Linked DNA regions of Homo sapiens: region 2 is linked to region 1. A link is an interaction called in ENCODE POLR2A ChIA-PET data of the cell type or tissue named here. Cell type or tissue: HepG2. All regions are shown on one strand. Links, peaks and the distances in the headings refer to the core of each region. The heading gives the core; the rest is flanking DNA.

Evidence for each region. ChIA-PET counts read pairs that join two places held together with the same protein. Peaks named below come from ENCODE experiments on the same cell type or tissue, not always from the same donor. Only the 100,000 strongest peaks of a DNase experiment are listed, where the experiment ranks them.
Region 2: POLR2A ChIA-PET joins it to region 1 with 12 read pairs; 3 of 35 experiments call an interaction of 5 or more read pairs at or near these places.

Annotation. Positions count from the first base shown.
Region 1 is chr3:44,583,164-44,586,070 of GRCh38, forward strand. ZNF660-ZNF197 (ZNF660-ZNF197 readthrough) reads left to right here and starts at 1,801. Exons shown (of 8, transcript NR_147692.2): 1 at 1,801-1,844. ZNF660 (zinc finger protein 660) reads left to right here and starts at 1,801. Exons shown (of 3, transcript NM_173658.4): 1 at 1,801-1,844. The region is part of intron 2 of ZKSCAN7-AS1 (ZKSCAN7 ZNF cluster antisense RNA 1); the gene reads right to left. It also overlaps a transcript of ZKSCAN7 not described here. In HepG2, for the core only: no CTCF peak of the experiment used is centred there; a DNase peak (open chromatin) is centred at 1,668; H3K4me3 peaks cover 1,519 bases.
Region 2 is chr3:44,728,577-44,731,483 of GRCh38, forward strand. ZNF501 (zinc finger protein 501) reads left to right here and starts at 1,059. Exons shown (of 3, transcript NM_001258280.2): 1 at 1,059-1,439; 2 at 2,900-2,907. It overlaps LOC105377056 (a long non-coding RNA gene), which reads right to left and starts at 950. Exons shown (of 3, transcript XR_940788.4): 1 at 216-950. RefSeq lists an enhancer at 870-939. In HepG2, for the core only: no CTCF peak of the experiment used is centred there; a DNase peak (open chromatin) is centred at 1,055; H3K4me3 peaks cover 1,504 bases.

The sequences.
Region 1 (2,907 bases), core at 205-2,704:
GTGATCCACCCGCCTCAGCCTCCCAAAGTGGTGGGATTACAGGCGTGAGCCACCACACCCAGCCTATTCTTTTTAAGTTTCTTGATGTAGTGGCAGTAGTCTTGTGCTCTTCAGGAGAGTGTCCCGAGTTCTACGTCCCACATCAACTGAGGGTGTGAACTTGTGGAGGACTTTTGTCTGAATCTCTTTTTCAATCTCTATACAATGTGGCGGAGTTGTGCCACCTACATGAGCCAATGGAGAAGAAAGCTCCTGGTATACTTTAAGTACTCAACAATATTAAATACTGAATATTTGTCAATTGACGAAGTACTTCAAAAGCTTGATTCTCAGACTCCTTCTTAGATAAATCATTCCCTAGATTGTCTCATCCTGTCCTGACAACTTCCAAATTTATGTCTTTAGCTGTGATCTCTTCACGGAAGTCCAGACTCCTATTCCAACTGCCTGTTTGGCATTTCATCTTGGATGTTTAATTGGCATCTTTAACACATCCAAAACAAAACTATTAATCCCTCTCCCTAAACCTGTTCCTTTCAAGCTACTCGATTTCTAAAAGACCATCCCATGCTAGTTGCTCAGATCAATAACCATGGAGTCATCAGTAACCAACATTCAATTCATTAGCAAATCATGCAGGCCATGCCTTCAAAATATATGCAGAACCATTTCTCACTACCTGCATCACTTCTAAGCCTGTCCAAGCCACTATCAGTCCTCATCTGGAATATTGTAATGGCCTCTTAATCTCCCTGATTCTACTCTTACCCACCTTCAGACCGTTCTCAACAAGACAGCCAAAGCAAACTAAAAATATAAGTCAAAGAGCAAAATTCATGCAAGGTTTATGTTAGAATGGCTAAGGACAGACAGCAAAGAATTCACAGAATTTATAGTAACAGGCTTCTTGGCTTCTTTCATGTCTCATAGCTAACAAGTCTTTGAATATGTGGTAAGGGAAAAAAAGTTAGATCATGTCGTTCCTCTGTCCCCAAGCCCTCCAGCTGTTATGCAGAGCAAATCCAAAGCCCTTATCATAGTCTACAAGATCCTAAATGTGCACCTCTCCACCCCACTCCTGATTAAAGAATTTTGCTCCTAATGGCCCACTATGGGAATACTCTTTCCCCAGATAGCCACATGCTTCAATTGCCCACTTCCTGTCTCTGCCCTCCCTGTCATCTGTAAAATAGTCCCACCACTATCTCCCTCTCTCCCCTTACTCCCTCTCTCCCCTTACTGCTACGTTCTACATATTTATTTATCATTGTCTCCTTGACTTGAATGTAAACTCAATGGGGCAGAGAGTTCATTTTCTTCACTACTGTATCCGCAGCGCCTGGAACAGTGAGTGACATAGTAGGCACCCAAAACGTCTTTTCATATGCTGCCAATAAACCATAGCTGATCCTGGCTTTGAGGCTGAATGACCCAGATCTGTGGAAGGAAAGATGACCTCTCTGCTCAGCAACCGGAGCTGGGGGTGTAACTTTAGGGAGTCTCAGCCTGAGGCTGGCAGCCTGGCCACCCAGATGCTCGGTCTCTTTCCGCCCTAACCAAGCCCCCTGCCCAGCTTCCACCACTTCCAGGGCCCTCCTCACATTGGCTGAAGTCGCCAAGCCCTTCCATCCAATGATAGGGCAAAGCCCGGAAGGGAGGCAGGGCCAGAGCGTCGGCCGACCGCGCGGGGCTTCTGAGGGGCGGGGGGACTCCAGCCCGCGGGCACAGAGATGTGGAAACCTCACGAAGCCTAGAAGGGCCGGAGGGACAGGCTGGGAGTTAGCTGGGAGTTGCTGACGCAGTTCCTTCTGCGCTTTGTTCAAGATGTGGGTCTGGCGCTTTCGGTGAGGGGTGCTCTACAGTCTGGCGTGGGGGGTCGGGCCGGGTTCTGGGAGCGTGTGGGAGACGCAAGCCAGGAGGCCAGGGCTCCTCTGCGGCTGCCCGCTGCTGAGATGGGCGCGGCAGCCAAGGGGTCGTTGTGGGCCTCCCCTTTCTCTCGTTCAGTGCTGCCCCTTTGTCTTGGGTCCAGTCTCTGACTCCTCGTAGCTGCTCGCTTGGACCAGGCTGGCCGTGGTGACAGCACTGTGTCGTCCCCGCTCCTAGGCAGTGGGCCTTCCGGGTAGTAGCGGTCGAGTCCCGCCTAGGCTCTCAGGACTCCACAGCCCCTGAGTATTTGACTCAAATCACCAGTCCAATATCCCTCCCGTTACCAGTGAGGAACCTGGGGCCCAGAGAAGAGGACGGAGTCTTGCCCAAGGTTACTCATTCATTCATTGATTCATTCAACAAATATTTATTGAGCACTAACCCAGTAGTGTGCTAGGTCCTGGGGTTATGGTTGTGTACAGGACAGAACTAAATTCTAGTAGGGGAGAAATGAAACAAACTTCAAGGGTTAGAAGCAGAGCCTGGGGATCTGGAGGGGGAAACACAAAACATATTTGAGGCTTAGTAATCCTAAGAAATGGGTAAACAGAAAAAAGGAACATTCTTTTTCTAGTGCTCTTTTAAAGACTTGTTTCTTTCTGTCTTCCTAAAGACACTTGACTCAGCAAAGTTCTCCCTCTCATCCCCCTTGTGCAGACTTTCTGTGGAAAGCTGGATTGCAAGGAAGTTCTCCACTGCATTGTATTTTGCAGTTAGATGAGAATATGGAAGCTTTTAGATATCAATGGAGCAGGTGAAAAGGGGAGGCTGTGGTGTGATGGAATTAGGATTTCCTGAAGACACAGAAGGCTTTTTAATCACTCACTAGCTATAGGACCTTGGGCAAGTCGTTCAATCCCTGGGAGCTTCATTCCCTCATCTTTACACTGGAAATGATCCTTCTTACTGCCCACAGTTCTATAGGAAGGGAAGTTACCCAAAGATGGGACACTGCCCTGAGTGTCCACTTGGAATTCAGGG
Region 2 (2,907 bases), core at 88-2,587, 150 kb after region 1:
CTGAAGTTTTGTAGAAAGGGATGGGTGTGCTACCTTGAGGCCCTGAAAGGTCAGTGAAGTCAGGGCAGAACAATAGGTACTGGAGCTGGGATTTGAGACACAGACAATAGTCCTAACATTTACTGAAGATTTAAAAAATACTAGATGTTCTTAGTAATTCACACGTATTAACCTCACTTAATCCTCACAACAACCCTGTGGTACCATTATTATACCTGGTAAGTGAGGAAGCAGGCACAGAGAGGTAAAGTTGCAAAGTTCATACACTGAGAATCAGGGATTTGAGCCCAAAGCAGTGTTTGATTTGTTTTGTTTTGTTTTTGAGACAGAGTCTCACTCTATCACCCAAGCTGGAGTGCAGTGGCTCAGTCTCTGCTCACTGCAACCTCCCCCTCCCAGGTTCAAGTGATTCTCGCGCCTCAGCCTCCGGAGTAGCTGGAATTACAGGCGCCCACCAGCACACCCGGCTGATTTTTGTATTTTTAGTAGAGACAGGGTTTCTCCATGTTGGGCAGGCTGGTCTTGAACTCCTGACCTCAGGTGATCCGCCCGCCTCGGCCTCCCAAAGTGCTGGGATTACAGGAGTGAGCCACCGCGCCTGGCCTGCAGAACTTTTTCTTTTGGCCACCTGAACAAAGATCCTGGGTCAGTAAGGTGTCAGGGGTTTCTGTGAAGAGGTCAGTTTTCTTCCAGATGAGGATGTGTGTGAGGAAGGTGGAAGCCAGTTTTGTGAAAAGCCTTGAGAATCCCCAAAGGACAGTAACATAGGAAGCTAAATGTGGCGGACTTGCAGGATGAACTGATGCACAGTAAGAGCTCCTTGTGGTCGACCCTTCTGACTTCCATCCCGTTTCCCTGTGCTGGAAGACGCACGCCAGGTGGGGTCGCAGGTTGTTTCTGGTGCCGGCTTAACCGGCGCAGCACCGAAACCCGTAGCTGCGTGCGGGAAGGAACCACCGAGCGGAAGCCGCTCCCACCTTCCTAGAGAGGAGACGGTAGTGGTTATTAGCCGAGGCGCGGACTGCTGACGTCACGCCGGCTGGGCGCGTCCGGGACTTACTCCTTTCCGCAGGGCAGCACCCAGGGACCTGAGTGTTGCAAGGTGCGAGAGGGGAGCGCCGCGGGGAGCGCCGCGGGAAGCGCATGGTGAGCGGTTTCTGCTGTGCCCGGCTGCCGCGGGTCGATTCCAGCTCCTCCCTCGGGAAGCAGGGCGTTTTTCTTCCTGGAGGGCCTGTGGAGCGGAGGCCCGAGGCCTAGGGCAAACTTGCCATGAAGAAAGGAGAGGCTGTTCGAGAGCCCTAGGCTGGGAGTCGGAGGACCTGGGTTCGATTTATACATACTTAAGCATGTCAGTGAACTTCTGGGCACTTTAGTTTTCTGATTTCCAGAAGTAAATACTGTTTCCTGCCTTGCCGTTTCCCAAAGTTGTGCGGGTTGAAGTAAGTATATGCAAGAATTAGTGCCTTCCCTTCATTATTTATTCTTCTCTAACAACAACAAAATAGGTACCGTATGAAGACATGTAGACTCAATACTTTAACAGCAGGCACTATTTATTGAATGCTTACCAGCTGGCATTCTTCTAAGTAGTTGCCATGTAGTAACCCACTTATTCATTACGACAACCCTATAAAGTAGTTACTGGTATCGTCTCCATTTAACAGTTGAAAAAACTGGAGCAAAAAAAGGTTAGGTAACTTGTTCAAAAGTCCTAGTCCTGGAGCCCATGCCATACTTGTAAGTTTGCTGGTGGAAGACAGAATGTAATCAGACTAGAAAGTCCTACAGTAGAAACTTGTAAAATTCTTTGAGAATGTAGACGAGGAAGGGCCTTGGAAAAGTCAAAATTTTCCCACAAGGAAGAGGTGTGAAGTTTCACATTTGAGCTAAATATTAAAGGTTGACTGCAAGCTTGAAAATAATTGCTGGCTTATTTGACCAAATGAGGAAATAAAAGAGACGTTTGAAAATAATTAAACAGTTTGTTCAGTGTCAGTTAAGAGATGCTAGTGGATTGGGATGTATTAGACAGGAAACCAGGTTCCTGCCTTTGAATACAGTGTTCTTTGCATTAGGAGGGTTCTTGAAACCTTTCCCTTATGAAGAGTCCTTAACATCTTACAGCAGATACTCCTTACACAAAGGCAATCCTCTTGTTATTTTCGAGAAATTCCCCCAATTCTAATTGTAGGAGGATAACTGACAGGAAGTTTCCCTGCTGTTGATTCAGCCCGTTCTTAACAAGACCCATTCACCTCACGGCTAGCTCATTTAGTACTTTTCAAATAAATGAATAAACAGATTCAATCAAAGATGGACTGGAAGGGCTTGATTTGAGGTTTTTGCTCTTTTCCCATCTGTATATAGAATCAAAGCTTTGTAGAATGTTGATATTACAAGAAGCTTTAAATATTATCTAGCTTTTCAATTTCATTTAACAAATAAGAAATGGATGAGACTGAGTGACCTGTGTTAGGTCATTGAACAAATTGGTGGCAGAGCTGAGACTAGAATCCACACCTCTTGACTGAGTCCATTACTGGTCCTACTGCCCTCTATTGTAGCCCTGCAGCATTTGACTTTTGAAATCAATGGCTTTTCCAGTAGACTTAGGGGAGCCATTGGGCTCCAACCTGATGTCGTATAAAGAAATTTTTACGCCCAGATGCTTAGTCCTAGGAAGGACCTGCCCTCTTTGTACATTGTCACATCTCTCTGAAGTCTGCCAACTCACTAATTTTTGTCACTGGAGATACTCCTCTAGGATAATAACGATATTCTTTCATTTGAACTTAAAATGGTCATTTGGTTAGAGATGGGATGTTCTTGAGTTACCCTGAATCTAGAAGGTGTAGGAAGTAGGCTGGCAATTTATGAGTGGCTCTTTTTCCTCCCTCAGTGCCTCAA